Regions from separate parts of the Homo sapiens genome. Here region 2 is linked to region 1. The links are chromatin loops, found by intact Hi-C in ENCODE. Cell type or tissue: B cell. All regions are shown on one strand. Each heading gives the region's core, and the rest is flanking DNA. Links, peaks and the distances in the headings are about the cores only. Region 1 has its middle 44 kb from the start of SEMA3D. Region 2 has its middle 100 kb from the start of SEMA3D.

Region 1 (8,347 bases), core at 333-8,332:
ATTTCTATGTGGAAAGGTAACCACCAATGTCATGTTAGGAGATGGGAACATTGGGAGGTTATTGGATCATGAGGGCAGATTGCTCATGACTGGGATTAGTGCCAGTATAAAGGACACCCCAAAGAGCTGCTTTGCTTTTTCTAACATGTGAGGGCACAGACAGAAGCCACCATCTATGAACCAGGAAACAGGCCCTCACTAGATGTTGAATATGCCAGTACCTTAATCTTGAATTTCTCAGCATCCAGAACTACAAAAAATAAATTTCAGTTGTTTATAAGCTACCCAGTTAATAGTATTTTGTTATAGCAGCACAAACAGACTGAAATACATGGCATCTAATTTGAAAACATGCATGACAAATATATAAAATATATGTAATATATGTATGAATATATTTAATATCAGGTCTGCAGAAAAAATTACATTCTTTTAGTAGAAAACAAATGTATGATGAATTTCATAAGTTAGAATTCTGTGTACTATTTCATTTTGAAGAAATTTTCTAAGTTGGACCTTATTAATCATAGTGCAATTTCTTCCAGATTGTTCGTACAATATTATAAAAATCTCTCACTCCTTGTGGTCAATCATATTTTCCATGGCGAATCACAATGGAACAAAGATTAACACTGGCAATAATTATATGACTCAAGTAATTTAGAAAATAATAAATTGTTCTTGCTTCCTCTGTTAATTTTTATATTGATCAACTTGGTATAGAGACTAAGAAAATCTTAGTTTCTAATATTTGTTATCAAAGTATATGACATTGGCCAAAAGCACAATGTTAGACTGTACTTTTTATAAATTTTATGATGAAAAATGACACATCTCTCTTAAAACTGTGACTTGTGTATCTTTTACTTTTTATGTGTTTGTCATACTGACAGATATTTTGAGGTTTTCTATTCTTGTTTTTCTTGTCAAACATCTGCATGAAAAGCCAGTAAGTATTCTGCACACTACAAAGTCATGGTTAAATAATTTCAAACTGTGCAGATAAAAATCGCGAAAGAAACACAACCATTCAGATATTTTCTACACTATGCCAATTTTCCGAATGGTAATTTCATTTTCATTTTTTAAAAAATATTTTATCATTCACTAAGCGGTATGGTATGTTTATTAAAAAACAGAACAAATCAGAGATAGGAAGAGAGATATGTAAGACTTCACAAATATCTACTGGTACACAGTGGTCTAATATTTACTTCCAATGTCAGATCTGGAAATCTCATCAGATAACCTATGTTGTTGCCCTCCAGGCCATAGAGTCAAAATTCTGTTCTTTCTTTGTGTAATCTCTTGATCGTATTCCTTCCTTGATCACACACATTTTCTGTATTTTTTTTAACAAAAGAGTTGGTAATCCATAATTTTTCTCATCCTTTATCTTATCTCATCTGTTTTTCTTATTGTTTTATGCCATCTTAAAACTGCTATTTTGTGATTTCATTGCTCATGAAAGTCATAAGAGAATTATGAAAAAGACATAGAGAGAAGAAATCATGAACACATTTTTAATTCATTGCTCTGGGATAAGAAAGAAACAACAACAAATAAAACCCGTTTAATGTCTCTGTCTTGTGGCCTGTTTTTTAACAATGTTGGTAATCCCAAAGGACAATTAAGTAGCCCAGTTTATAAAATGCTTTACCTAGCACAGCATACTCTGTAAGTTTCCATAAAGTGAAAGAACTTCTAGACATTGTTTCAATGATTTTTTTTCTTTCAGTCCTAAGTAAAATAAAACCTCAGTTTATCACCTTGTCTCTGAAAACTGCTTTTCTTATTTTCATTGTATTTATTTACCATAAGAAGATATACTAAGTTGTAAAATGGAGCCTTTGCATGTTTAATAAAAAGAAAATATATGACACCATATTTTAGAAATCTTGAAACTACATGTAATTGTAAGCCTTCAGAAGATAAACAACTTCAAAAAATTATGAGACAAAATTTTTGTCTTAGATTCTGATATCATCTCGCTCAGAGTACTGCAAATGCTTTTAAAAATATAATTGAAAGATTACATTAATAAAAAACTGTCTTGGTCCATTGCTATTTTTTTAAAAATACCCTCCAATAACTGAATATTTTAGTTCAATAAAATTATTTTAAAAATTCTACATATTCAATAAGAGCATTTCATGAAATTAGGGTTTCTACACCATTGGATTTTATCTACAAAAATGGTCATGGCTCTAGTAACTATTTTTTATAAAAACATTATGGCTAAACTCCAAAAATTACATATACTGTTTGTTAACAAGTGTCTAAATTTAATATGAGTGTAACTTTAAGTGCCCTTGATGAAAAACCAAAGAAAATGAATAAAATTTCAGTCTCATTTTATCTTAGCAGCATTCAAAATGAAACACTGGAAATGATTAGATACAAATTCCCTTCTAATAATAGAACTTTGCACATTTTGCATATTTTGCATTTTCCCCTCTACTAACATGTCTGATCCAATTTATTTCTAATCCCTTGCTTCTGTTTTTCCTGTTCTTCATTCTTCATTCTGTCTCAACTACCCACTTTGCCAGCCTTCTACTTACTTTTCATTCCATCTTTTTGAACCTATTTTTAAATGTAAGTAAGCTCCAATGTACTTCTGCTTTTCAAAATAAAAGAAAAAAACTCTTCTTAACTGCTTTAAATAAAACTAAGTTTTCTTGAATGGTAAAACTCTCACACATTTTTCTTCTGCAGTTTATTTAATGACATCCAATTAGAATGAATATTTTGTGCCTTGTCAATCTCTTACTACTTCCAGATAAATGTGCAGCAAAATAGCTTTGATTATATCCATATTTCTACATCTTAATCAATACTCTCCTTTTCACATTGTTCACTTCTTCCATTCTCTTGAATCAGATTTTTGCTACCATGACATTTCTCTGTGTCTCATTCAGCCACTCTTCACTCAGCTTTTTAGAGGCTTTCCAGAATCACATGCCTCTGCTTATGACCAGCCTTTTCAATAATGGCATTGCTTGAACACTTACTATAACCTTAACCAACTTTACCAATATCCAACTTGGGATATCTCTACAGCATGTTTCTGTGTTGTTGATTTTGAGCTGCACTTTGGATTCAGTGCATATACATGGGATCAATCCTTCAAGGATCCTCAGTGTTTACAGTTCCAGGAGTGTTTCACATAATTTTTATATTCTACAATTATTCCTCACCCTCACTAAAACAGTCAACGTATCTCATAACCTACATTGTAGAGCTTGAAGTCGTCCAGTATGAAGTGTTTTCATTTCCCTTTTCCTCGATATCTTTCCAGTTTTACTTATTAAAAGTATATCTCCTATTAATGTGTTGAATCCTCCTTGCTCATTTACTTTGAATTTTAATTTGTTAATATCTATACTTCTTCCATGGTCTTTAGATCTCCTCTCTTACTTGGCTGTTTGCTCATTTCCTGAATGTATGCTTAGTTCATCCATGCATTAAAATGTCGTCTACTTTCTCAAACCTTCTACTTCCTCATGCAACCGTTAAACTAGTCTGCTTCCTCTCCATGTCGAAGAACATAATGGAGTAATTTCTACCTGCTTATTGCATTTTATAGTCCCATTTGGCTTGCCTTTCATACTCAGTTGCCAAACCAACAAACTCAACAAGAACACCAACTTCCCTCTAATAGTGGGCTTTACTCCCAGTTCTTGAACACTTGGGGCTCAGTTTCTGTAATAGTTTACACTTTCTTGTCTTTGAGGAATGTGTTTTCTTGGTATGTAGATGTTGTTTTCTTAAAACGTTCTTTTCTAGTTCTCTCAGTGTGACTGTTTTTTGTTTTTATTTTTCATTTGTGTCTTCTCAGGTCTCTTCCTTTCTCTGTCTTAAAAGTAGACAGTGCCAGGATTCTATCTTTGGCTTTCTCTTCCTTTCTATCCAACCCTTTTACTATGCTGTAGCGTCTACTTTATCGTACGTATCCATCTTGATATATTATGATTATTGACAAATCAACATCCACAATGACAAATTAATCATTAATTTTCCTGAAATGGATATTCCATTCTTTATTTTTTTAAACTGCTGTATGTTTTTTAGAAAGCATCCAAGTGTTGAAATCTCCAAATCATCATTGAATTATTCCAACCCTTCTCGTAAAACCAATCTTTCCCTTTTTTTTTTTTTTTTTTTTTTTTTTTTTGAGACGGAGTCTCGCTCTGTCACCCAGGCTGGAGTGCAGTAGTGGGGCGATCTCGGCTCACTGCAAGCTCCGCCTCCCGGGTTCACGCCATTCTCCTGCCTCAGCCTCCCCAGTGGCTGGGACTACAGGCGTCTGCCACCACACCCGGCTAATTTTTTGTACTTTTAGTAGAGACAGGGTTTCACTGTGTTAGCCAGGATGGTCTCGATCTCCTGACTTTGTGATCCGCCCCCCTCAGCCTCCCAAAGTGCTGGGATTATAGGCGTGAGCCACTGCGCCAGGCCTGGGGTTTCTTATACAGTAAGAACATGTGTTAAGATTGTATTCTTTGCATTTTTCCATCTTTTTTTTCATACAAACTTTCTTCAAGTCAGTTAGAGGCATTCACATTGGCTAAGGGAAAAGTGGTACTGTTTTAGGCAGAGTAAAAAGAGGAAAAACATTTTTTTCTTAAAAAATATGGTCACTGTATATCAAAAAGAATGTTAGAGGAAAGTAGAAAATAAAGTTTATGCAAAAATTGTCGAATTCCAGTGAAAACGAAAAAGATTCACCCACTCTATTTAATGGACTAGGAAATAAGTGGATGATTACCAGGGTTGGGACAGAAAACAGATATAGGAATATGATCTGGAGGCAGGAGTGTTGGCTACGAAAAATGAGTGCATTTGGCATTGGGAGGAGGAGTGAGTTGGCCTCAGAAATTAACTGTCCCTCAGCCTATCAGTGCTGGGGAATCACATGGAAGCTAGGCCAATATTTTTTTGTGCCATTATGTCATTGCTTGTTAGCTTTGTAAGACTAATTGTTGTGGGGTGTGAGCTCAGGATTGAAAGTTGTCTGCAAATCACCATTACATCATCCAGAAGAACAATCACTTAGTCTGGAACACTTGGCTAACCCTCATCTGAATTGCTCTGTTTTTCTAATAATTCAGGATATTTGTAAGAACCTCTAACAAATGATTGAAAGATTTCCGTAAAAAAGGTGGTGGCAGTGTAGAAAGAAAATCTTAGTATTTATGCTTGGGCAAGTTGGGATAATATCCTCCTGCACATGGACTGTGAAACAAGCATCATTAGCTTGTGAATCTTGTGCAACTAAGTTTTATTGCGGACAAAATAGCACCCCTAAACGAGAAGCAATAATCTCTTTTTCTCTTTTATTGTCGTATCATTTTTTTCAGGGGATCCTGAAAGACTTAGGCTTCTCCTGAAATATTGATAGTAGGAATAACTACTAGCTAAGAGTGTACAGGTGGAGGTTAGAGACTTCCTTAAAATCAAACTAGATAAATGTGAAACTTTTCTAAAAAGTGAAATCTATTGAAACAAATAAACAAGCAAGTAAACTAGCTCTCTTGGGAATATCTGCTGTGCTATGTGTGCCAAATAAATTGTGGTTCTAATGCAACTTCATGCGTTTATATGCCTGGCCATTAACCCTTTATGAGTCCTTATTTCTGAATGGAGAGGGAGAGACATAGAAAATCATCCTTAAACTTGTCCCTACCCTCTAGCAACATCACACAATCCTCTTTAAATCCTCTTCATTCCCTGAGAAGGGAAAGAAAATCTACATTTAACTTATTAAATTTAACGGTAGACCTCTGCTCAGTGTCAAACATATTTTCTGACCAAGGAGTAAATATGATTTCATCATGAGGACATTATTTTGAGGAAATCATTTTTCCTATTACTGAAAAAAATGTGTTGATGTTAGAAAAAACTCTTCAATGCCAGGTGAAATGGTTTTGAACAACGGCTAGCGCGAATGAAAAAAAAAAAAGATGTTACTTGAATGAAAAGTCAATTTAAGAAACAGAGTACACTGTTGAAATGCTAGAATGGCTCAGCCTTTGAGATGATTAGTACCCTCAAATGAAACTGGTTTCCAGTGATCAAGTTCGAATGTGTGAGTAGCCTTGAGTAAGTTTCCATGTATAGAATTAGAGAGTAATACTGCCTTACTTCTAAATCCTTACCAGAAGGCAAGGAAACTGCACATATGTGATTAGGCTAGATAATCTCATGAGAAAGCACAGAGCAGAAGATGAGTAGACAGATAAGTACTCTGGAACTTCAGTTTAGTCTGGCCTTCACATTATGTTTACCTGGACAGCAAGTCTCCTTGTGGAACTCCTGCCCTCCCGTACTTTGTTGTTATTAATAGTGGTGTTGAAAGTGAATAAAGATGGTGCTTGTAATCATTTTGCATGTGGAGATCAGTCTGGTTTTACTAGTTTTATCTGATTGCTAACGTTGAATAAGAGATACCAATACAAGCAAGAATAAAAACAGTAATAGAAGCTTCTCCTACAAAACAATATGCCAAACTTCAAAAATGTTTTCGTTGTGAAAGACAAAGGAAGGTTTTGGAGCTCTTCCAGATTAAAAGAGACCAAAATGACATGGCAACTCATAGCAACATAAGAGCCTGAACTGGGTCTAGATCAGGGGAAAATGCCATTAATGATGTTATCAGGATAACTGTCTATAACCTGAATGAAGAAAGCATATTAGACAATATAATTTTATCAATGTTTAGTTTCCTTAGTTTGATAATGTTAGAGAATGTATTCTTGACTTTTAAGGTTACAAACTGAAGTTTTTGGTGGTAAAGAGGAATGCAGTCTACAATGTTTCTCTTTATTGTTTCCAGCATAAAAACAAAACAGCTTCCACTGAAGCTTTTCAGGGTTTTGGAAGCAGAGTGGGTGTGCTCCCTGAGACCCCCAGAAAGGCCACCTGCCAAGATGAAGGGCTTAATAACTAATTTTTATCTGTTATCTTTGTAGTGTCCCTGGGCAATACTTGAAGACTGCGAGAAAGAGATCAGAACTGGATGCACCTTCAGTAAAGTGCTGGAAGAGATAAAAGACACTAAACTTCCTGAGAGAAACTAAAGTAGTTTCCTATCATACTGTCCACTAGAATATTTTTTCCTCGGGCCAGACTGAAGGCAGCTGTGAAGCAGAGCCATTGAGAGAGAAATGAGAGATTGAGAGATCAGTGGTCCTATTGCAAATGACCACTGTACTGGAGTTGCTCACCAGCAAACATCTGAGCCATCTCCACTAGCAGTTGCTTGAGGGCTGCACCTACAGAGCTTTTAAGCTCAGAAAAGCTCAATAAAAGCTCAGAAAAATTTATGAAAGGATTATAAAGTGAAAACTTTTTACTCTCAATCTTGCATAGAGAGAAAAAGATATCCAGTGTAAAATTAGTTTTCCAAAGAATAATGATAAAAGAAAATAACAGGTGTGTTAAAGGAACTAAAATGATCTTGACAGTTTGCAAGAAATAATGAAGCAAATAGTATTATTCACTTTAATTATTCCATTTAGGATTTATAGCTTGGCAAAACAAACTGAAAAATAAGGAAAAGGAGGAAGAGTCCCTTTGCATCGCTGCCCAGATTTCTGTCAGATATGTCTAAGCACAGGCTTTCTCAACCAGGGCTGGCTAGCGGCCCTCGGGCTTTCAGATAAACACTGATTCTTAAGGAATTTCTCAGCAGCTTGGGGAGTGAGCAGTTTGCACTGGAGCTGACACAGGTGTGTATGTCATTAACCCCAACAAGATCTTCAGACAGAGAAGCCATATATAACTGTCCTAGCACTGCTCAGTAGCACCTCTGGGCATAGTAAGGAAGAGAATAATAGTGTTGGTGTATGGTATTATTTTCCCTTTCTAGAAAAATTTTCTGTCTGGGATTATCACAACTCTGCTACTATTAGAAAACATATATATACTTATATACACATTATTTCTCTTCCAAATTTTCTTATAGTGGTATGTTCTGAATGTGTAAAAACAATTCTTGTCTAACAGAATTTGAGTGTCTTACCAAGTATGTTGTCGGGGGTATTTATAAGGCAAATATTGGGTGCTCTTGTCTTATTCATCAGTAATTTAAAAATCTAATTTTTCAGAAAAAGATCTAGAACACTGATTAGTGGACATTACAAAAAAGATCATTAGTTTGCTGATTTCACCATATAACTAAGTCTTATCAACTGAATTATTATTTCTCAGAGGGAAAAGGAAGGTAATGTTTAAAGGAGGATCTCTGTTCAAGGGAATAATTTTTCTTTATTCTTGATATCTGAACAGAACCCAGCTAAGGATTTGGAGCTAATTGAAATGGTAAAATGTATAATATGGGTGA
Region 2 (8,347 bases), core at 34-8,033, 59 kb after region 1:
TTCCACTTCCACAGCGAAAAAGCATGCATTTCAAACTTATGAAAAAAATTTCAGCCATGTATGAAACTTGTCACCCAGACATTGATTCGTTCCTTCTTATTCCTCATATATGCATGCATAACATCATCAAGATTTTTTAATGATAGACGTATACCTTATGATTGTTTTCATAATGTATTCTGCAAAACATGTTTTTTACTCTCATATGATTCCTCAAGCAACAGTACAAATAGGGATACTAGGAAATCTTAACATAACACAGATTGCTGCCAAATTGTCAGCTGTTGCTGGATGAATGGTGAGACTGAGACACATTTTTACCGCCTCGGGCTAACCGTTTTAGATGACACATCTGTATACAGTTGTCCAGTTAATACTAGTATAAGTCTTCACTGTTGTCATAAATAATATAACTAAGAAAACTAGAGGTGCAGTGATGCCTTTCCTCTGGAATGTAATGTGAGGATTATAACCAGGATAGTTACCCTGTTGATCAGTCACAACCCTAAGCTCGTCCCTGGGGACTGCTGAAAGCATTTCCAATTCTTCATGTCTTAAGTATGTAATCATATCCTAGAGACTTCAGTTACATACTGATAACAATTGCTTCTTTTCTAGAAGGCAAACCACACCAACCATAGAAGAGGAGAATTAAAACTTCTATCCATAAATTTCACATGCAAACACATGACAATGATTGTATTGAAGGTTGTCATCTGCTGTCATTGTCAGTAGTCTCATCAAGGGACAACTGCTAGTCTTGCACTCCAGAGGCCTTTTAACTTTTAAATTTGTGATTTCACACTTGAGACAAATCTGCTGTCATTTAAAAAGACAAATGCAAATTCTAAAGAATTAATTTCCCTGTAAATACAAATGAAGAGGTGTCCTTAGCCTCATTATTTTGTAGACTTTTAAAGAGGATCTCCTACGATTACTGGAAAATTGCAAGTAAACGTGATGGTAGAATACATAAAAATTCCAATTTTTTTGAAATATAAGTTAAATGAGAAACAAATAGTCTTATAAATTATATTTTCTAGTACCTTTGCAAATGCCACTGTATGACATTTTCATTCATGTACATTTCTTATAAAATAAAATTGAAAGCCTAGCCCTCATAGAAAATTGGAGTGAAAACTTCCAGTCTATTATCAGAAAAAATAATTAGTTAAGGAGTTTAGGTAATTGTGATTTGATTCTGGATGATTTCTATAATTGTATCAAGTTATTTTTTTTAACTCAAAATGTATGTTGAACTAGTTTCTATAAAACATCAGCTGTTCTTGGTAAAATAATTCATAATAAAGACAAATTACCATATTTTTCAGTGACGTGCCCGTAACTCTGCAAACTAATTTAAAATGTATTTAATACTGGTAGGAACCAAACAAAATAGCATAATTTATGAGTTTCTGATTTTTATATTAAAAAGTTTATTTAATTTATTGTATCATTATTGTTATATGTGAACATGACTTTTAGAGATTTTAGGCTCATTTTTAAACTTAGGAATAAAGAAGGCTATATAATAGCCATATTTTGAAAATGCAGAGATTAGGAATTCTAATCTCATCCCTTCTTTGAAAAAGTCTATTTTTTAGTCTTTACCTCAGTTTTTACATCAGTACTATATATAAGGCATTAATAATTTAACTTGGTATTTTTTAGCATATTCACTTACCTGATTTACAGACATTTTAAATACAGAATTTCTTTATAATAACCTACTCATTCTTTATGAACGAATAACCAATGTAAAATAAAAACAGATCCATTAGGAACAATTCTTATTTGAACTATCATGCTACATAAATCCAGTAATAAACAGCCCTTAGAAAGGCTAAGTAGGGACTGAAACTCTACTTCCAGATGGGCAGACATTTATTTCTGTTGATTCCTCACTTTTTCCGGGCAGTTCCTTTTACCTATCACTCCTCTTATCAATGTCACCGGACCTACTTCTTGATTTTTTACTTTGCTCTAAGCCTGGTGGAAGAGGAGTACTTTTGTAGCCAATATGGAAATAGCATCCTCAAGTACACGTCACTGTCTTTGTATTAAGTGTATCCTCAGCCCCTAGCCTCTCCCTCACTGTCCATCCTCCAGCTTTTCTCAGCTTTTCATATCCAGATCTCTAACTACTGCCCCTTTGGGGGAAATGTCCATGTTAACTGCAGTTGGTTTTCCACATATGTGCAGATGAAAGTCCTTTAGCATTTTGTGTACAAGACAAACAGCACCAATGTGTAACCTTCTATTTTCTTTTATTCCTAGAAGGCTTACAGGAAAATAAAGTTGGGAAGGCAGGAGGGCAGGCAAAGTTTTACGTTTATTTCTTTACTTTTAGTTGTTATTTACTCTGAGAGAACAAATTCTTTTTTGTTTGCTTCAAACATCAAAGTGCAAGAGAGTAAGCAAAAGTGTGTTTGAATTCTTTGTTAGAGCAGGGAAGTACATATTTTTTTTTTTTTTTTTTTTTTGCACGTGGGTGATGAGCTATAGAGAAAGGGGATTCCTGTGGTTCATAAAAAGGAATAAAAGAGTCATTAGCATTCTGGTAAGCACTGCTGTCTCCCGGGTACATGAGATAAAGGGCAGATAGGCATTAAAATACAAGAATGAATCAGCTACCTCCGTTTCTTCCCCATCTGTGTGTCCCACATCAACCTGTTATGTGACTACTGAAGCTTTCTATTCTTCAAATACCCAAAAGTCATTCTTTTTCCTGAGCATTGGCTACCAGCACCTCAATACGTCTCCTAGGCTTGCCTGGCTGGAGCTCCCATGCAAAGGATTTGAGGACCTTGATTAGTGGTTTTTAGTGGGGCTCTTCTATGTTCTGTTGCTCAGAAATGGAGGTGGTGGGAATGAGTTCCAGGTTCAGTCATAATCAGTGGTTCATGTGTTCTCATTTTCCAAATAGGTATTCAGTTTCTGATAGGAAAAGTGGTAGAAAAGAAGGTCAATGAATGGAATTTGCTTACAACAGCAGGCAGGATATGTACTAAGTTAAATAGCTTATTTCAGGCTGAACGTCTAGACCATTCACTACCTGTAAGTTCGTTTTATGACAGCTTAAAATTTCTGATATAAAGACCTTTAAAACCTAAATATCTTGTTCATTCATGCTTCATTTACCTAGAAAATACACAGTTTTTCCATGTACTTTATTCGTCATCTGACATAAAATTTTCCAAGTGGTAGAAAAAATACATTTTAATTAATTCACTCATTAATGTGTTTCATAAACATTGAATATCTTCTGGATTAGGCACTCTTTAACTTTATTTAAATAGATAAAGGACTTCCATGAAACTGCAAATATTTAATATATCAGTTATATATATTGGTACTTTTTAGCATACATTTCTTTTCACCTTTATAGGCTCTCAAAGAAGATGACATTCTCCACAAAAGGTAATAGTTGGAGTTAGAAATAGACATCTTGATATTTTTCCTTTTTTCACCTGGCCTTTCAGAGCTGAAAGGTCATTGAAAAGGAGGAAGTACTTTTAAGTGTATCCTGTGTCTTGTGATCTAAGGTTATTTAAATAAGAAAGCACAAGAAATGGAGAAGTTGCCTCCAAGAACAAGGATGTTTTTCTTTCATATTGCATTACACAGAGACAGGTTTTCTGGGGCCTGAAAACTGCACAGCTGTGTGCATTTGTGTTTAAGATTAGGTTTATTGTGTTTAGCTTGCCTCTTCTTTTACGGTTACTCTTCCTCAGCTGTCCATCTTTCCATCTCACTTTCACGTTTCAACTCTCAAAAAAATGTGGAAGATAATGAAATGTCTGGAATTTCTTTGGTGTATGGATTCAAAGTAATAGTGAAATAGCCGTGCTCTACTGGACACTGTCATTCATGAAATTGTGTAAAATCTGAAAATAAGCATTCGATTAACTGCTCAGACCATTAAAAAAAAACATTTTAAGGAAAGTCTAGGAATTAAGAACATAGGAAGGATTAAAATTTGAATTGTTTAATGAGGTGAATTTCTGACAAAAAAAACTTACAACTTTGAATACAGACTATTTCTTATAAGAAATAAACTTTTCCCCTTTCTTCCCCCCATCTCCCGATCTCAAGTTTTCTGAAATCAACTCAAATGACAAAATAACACAATCCTCACATTGCTATCTTTTGTTTACTTTTTCTTATCTGATTAATAATTAAATTTTATTTGTCTCATTTTTATTAATAATACATATTTACACAAATGTGCATATTAAATACGTGTATTTAGTATCTTATGAATTTTGAAGAAAAAAAACCAGAACATCTTTGGATGTGCTGTGTTGGGTGATTTTAGCTTCCTTTTTGGTTTTCCCCCACAAAAAAGGAAAGGGAAAATTCTACTTAGTCTCTTGTTTTTACAGACACTGAAAATCTACTTGCTTTCTCATTCTTAAAGAAATTACATTTTCTGTCAAGCAAGGATGTCCTATTATCAAATAATGTAACTCATGCAAGATTTGAAAACTAATATGTGATATTTCCCAGAAATATTTTGGTTTTTATCAGACACATTTACTAATAGATTTCCAAGCTTTAAAAAGTTAAGGTTAATAGTTATTTCTGGAAGATCAAGGAACTCCCTGTTGGATCCATGCTCTTGGATCACAGTATGAAACAGTTTATTTTTGCTTTTACGACCAGACTTTGGGGTTCTTTTTAACTTGATTTGTTCATCTCAAAGTCTGAAAAACCAAGATGTATGAAAACTGTAGTATGAAAATTATAAAGCTGTATAAACTCTTCTTATTGTGTATTTCATTAATATTCCTATCATCTTAAATACTATTATTTTGTATTTTGCAAATGTGGTACTCTTAGTTTTCACTATTCTGTAACAACCAAAGTAGTTCAGAAAAAAAAATAGCTAAATGTTCAGAATTAATAAAACTGCCACTGTATACCAAGCATAAAAAATTGTTGCTTTTATGAAGTTCAAAGAAGTTATGGCTACTTGAAGTCTCCTAAATATTGATTTGTGAATTTTGTGTGTGTTATGGAGTAAATTGTGTTCCCGCTTCTAAAAATTTCATTTTGAAGTGCTAACTTCCCCCAAACATGACTGAATTTGGAGACAGGATCTTTACAAAGGTGATTAAGTTAAAATGAGATCATTAGGGTTTGCCTGAGTTCAGCTGGATGGGTGCCCTTGTGAGAAGAGGAAATTTGGACAAAGATTTGTATAGAGAGAAGGCATGTGAAGACACAGGGAGAAGATGGCCATCTCCAAACCAAATATAGAGGCCTGTAATCAATTCTTCCTGTGGCCTTCAGAAGGAACCAATTCTACCTATACCTTATCTTAGACTTTTAGTCTCCAGAATGGTGAGAGAATAAATACTTGTGGTTTAATTTATCTAATCTGTGGTACTTTGTTATGGCAGTCCTAGCAAACTAATATGGTATGAAAATTATCAATTTCTTATGAGAAAATAAAACACATAATTTGAAAATAAATTAAAATTAGTAATATGCATAACTATATATATTTAATTGCTATATTATCCAATTAATGTTAACTCAGTATGAATGTAGTACTGATATTCAAGCATATATGGTAGTAAAATAATAAGGTAGCCTATTCAAGCATATATGGTAGTAAAACAATAGAGTAAATAATCACTAACAGAGCTTGATTAATCTGTGTTTTTGAGCCTGGTTTACTATAGTACCTTTTCATTACAGCAACTATAACTTTTATTTATTATAACCCATTAACATATCTTTAAAATTTCATTTTTTTGGAAAAGTATTTAGCTAGAAGTTTTTAAAAGGAATATTTCCAATAAAATATTTTAGTCTAACTATAAAATTAAGAAATGCAAATTCCTTCTCTAATTTTAATTTTATGTATTAACATGGAACAGAAATGGATTTAGTCCTATCATTTTATAAATAAGTAGTTTTTCTTTGTACTTAGACATTCTTTTTAAATCAATGCAATGCCGGTGTGAAAGGTGAATTTACAAAGCATTTTAATCATTGATGTGTGACTAACTCTATGGATTGCTTGGGTTGCTAAGGTGGCATTAACAATAATTGCAGGAACTACTCACTGCCTTAATGATATTGCTAACTTTGACAGGGACATATGCCTTTTCACAAATGAAAAACAAGACTTGAGTACAAGACATTTAACAAAGCAGTTAATGATTAATTGCTAAACAAATCATATACAATAAATGCTAGTTAGAAGGAGTGAATACTGGGGATATAGTGGTTTTGAAAGATACTTCATAGCATTGCTGCTGCTGTTTTTAATCAACTTTACATTAAATACTAATATTCAGAGGTAGTTACAAAGCCATTTTTTTGTCAAAATGAAAGTTTGAGAAAATTTTGAATTAAAAAAAGGAAGTTGATTTTGAGGTTAAGCTGCCAATTGTTAGTTTCAATTTTGATGAAATGCATCAATGCCTCTAATTTTTCATCAAAACATAACTTACTTTTTTTTTTTCACTAGAACAGAACTCATGTGTGTTAAGGCAGAGTATTTGACATGTCCTTTCACTTGGTTTCCCTCTTGAATGGTACTGTAAGGCTTACATAGGCAGTTCATTAACACATGAGTGAAATCATCTGTTTGTGTGTTCATTCTTTGGCTTGCTGCAAACTCAAAATTTTGGGTGTTTTAATCTGTGCTGTGCTAACTGTAGCAATTGCTACAACAACATGAATAACACATTAAAACAAATTTTCGTAAGTTATCATGAGAGATTTTTAAAGACAAGTTTGTTGAACAGCCAATGGCACTCTGAAATTAGAAATTCAGGCAGATGGGGACTTGTATTCATTTCCCTGAGGGTGCTGTAATAAATCACAAACTGAGTAACTAACAAAGATAAATTTATTGTGTTACAATTCTGGAGGTTAGAAGTCTGAAATAAAGATGTCGTCTTGGCCATAAACCCTCTGGAATCTATAGAGAAGATGTAGAGAAGACTTCTTCCTTGCCTCTTCCAGCTTCTGGTGTTTGCCAGCAATTCTTGGAGTTCCTTGACTTGTAGATGCATCATTCTTCTATTGTCACATGGCTGCTTTCTCTCTTTTCTCTTCTTATAAGGACACCAGTCACACTGGAATAAAGACTCATCCTTGTCCAGTATGACTTCATCTTAACTAATCACATCAACAACAGTAGTATTTCCAAGAAAGGACACAGTCTGAGGTACTGAGATTTAGGACTTCAACATAGTTTTTTTGGGGAAGACACAATTCAACACATTGAAAATGATCTCAAATGTGAGTAAAAGTTTACCAAGCTGAGAGGGTTAGAGCCAGGAAGCCAAGAAGTATAAGTTTCCTCAGAAACCAGTGGGGCTTTTTCAGAGTGGAAACTCAATAAATATTTATAGATTGAAGGAATGAATACAGGCATGGAGAAGAGCCCGTAGAAATGCAGAAAGATATATATTAGGTTTCTATTGCTGCTGTAACAAATTACCACAAATTTAGTGGCTTAAAACAACATTTATGTATAATTTTATAGTCCGGAAGTCAGGAGTCTGAAATACGTCTTGCTGGACAAAATTCAAAGTCTAAGCAGAGCTGTAACCTTTTCTGGAACTCTAGAGGAAAATGTGTTTTCTTGCCTTTTCCAGCTTCTAGAAGCCCCCTGAATTCCTTGGCTCCTTACTACTTCCTCCATCTTCAAGGCAAATAATGGCTAGTTGAGTCTTTGTCTTAGTGCCACCTCTCTGGTTCTGACTCTTCTGTTTCTCCCTTCTTCATTTAAAGTTCATTGTAATTACATTTGGCCCACCTGGATAATCCAGGATAATCTCCATATTGTAAGGTCAGCTGATTGACAGCCTTAATTCCGTCTACAATTTAACACCCTGTTGCCATTTAATAGAACTATTCTCATGTTCAAGGGATTGGGACACAAACATCTTTGAAGAGCTGACTATTGAGGCCCATTAAAATTTCACTGTTCTTGATAGAAAATTGGTTTCTTCATAAACTGATAACAGAAATTTTTTTTTTTTACCCAGACTGCCTCTGGGTTTACCTGTATATTAATTTATGCATGGATTCATTTAGAAATGTCTGCTATGCGACTGGAAACTAGGCAAAACTAAATTATTCCACTCCATGACCTCCCGGTCTAGATAGGAAACTATACACACACACACACACACACACACACACACACACACACACACACACAATAATTGCAGTACAATGTGAATTGATTTAATTCAGGTTCATTTATAGTTGAATGACAGCACAATGGAAGAACACAAACATTTTTGTAAAAAACAACAGGATTATGTAAATTTCATTAAAAAAAGCTGGCAATTGAAAATGTTCTCAAGCTTGGGTA

What was found. A loop is a pair of places that touch in the nucleus more often than their neighbours do. Peaks named below come from ENCODE experiments on the same cell type or tissue, not always from the same donor. Only the 100,000 strongest peaks of a DNase experiment are listed, where the experiment ranks them.
Region 2: it touches region 1 in a loop (6-fold over the local background); 2 of 110 quality-filtered maps call a loop at or near these places.

What each region holds. Positions count from the first base shown.
Region 1 is chr7:85,227,289-85,235,635 of GRCh38, forward strand. It overlaps a transcript of SEMA3D not described here. Among named protein-coding and RNA genes, the nearest start is that of SEMA3D, 44 kb to the left of the region's middle. In B cell, for the core only: no CTCF peak of the experiment used is centred there; a DNase peak (open chromatin) is centred at 3,493; H3K4me3 peaks cover 1,576 bases; H3K27ac peaks cover 1,278 bases.
Region 2 is chr7:85,286,906-85,295,252 of GRCh38, forward strand. No RefSeq gene overlaps it. Among named protein-coding and RNA genes, the nearest start is that of SEMA3D, 100 kb to the left of the region's middle. In B cell, for the core only: no CTCF peak of the experiment used is centred there; DNase peaks (open chromatin) are centred at 2,546, 3,576 and 6,426; H3K4me3 peaks cover 1,568 bases; H3K27ac peaks cover 5,160 bases.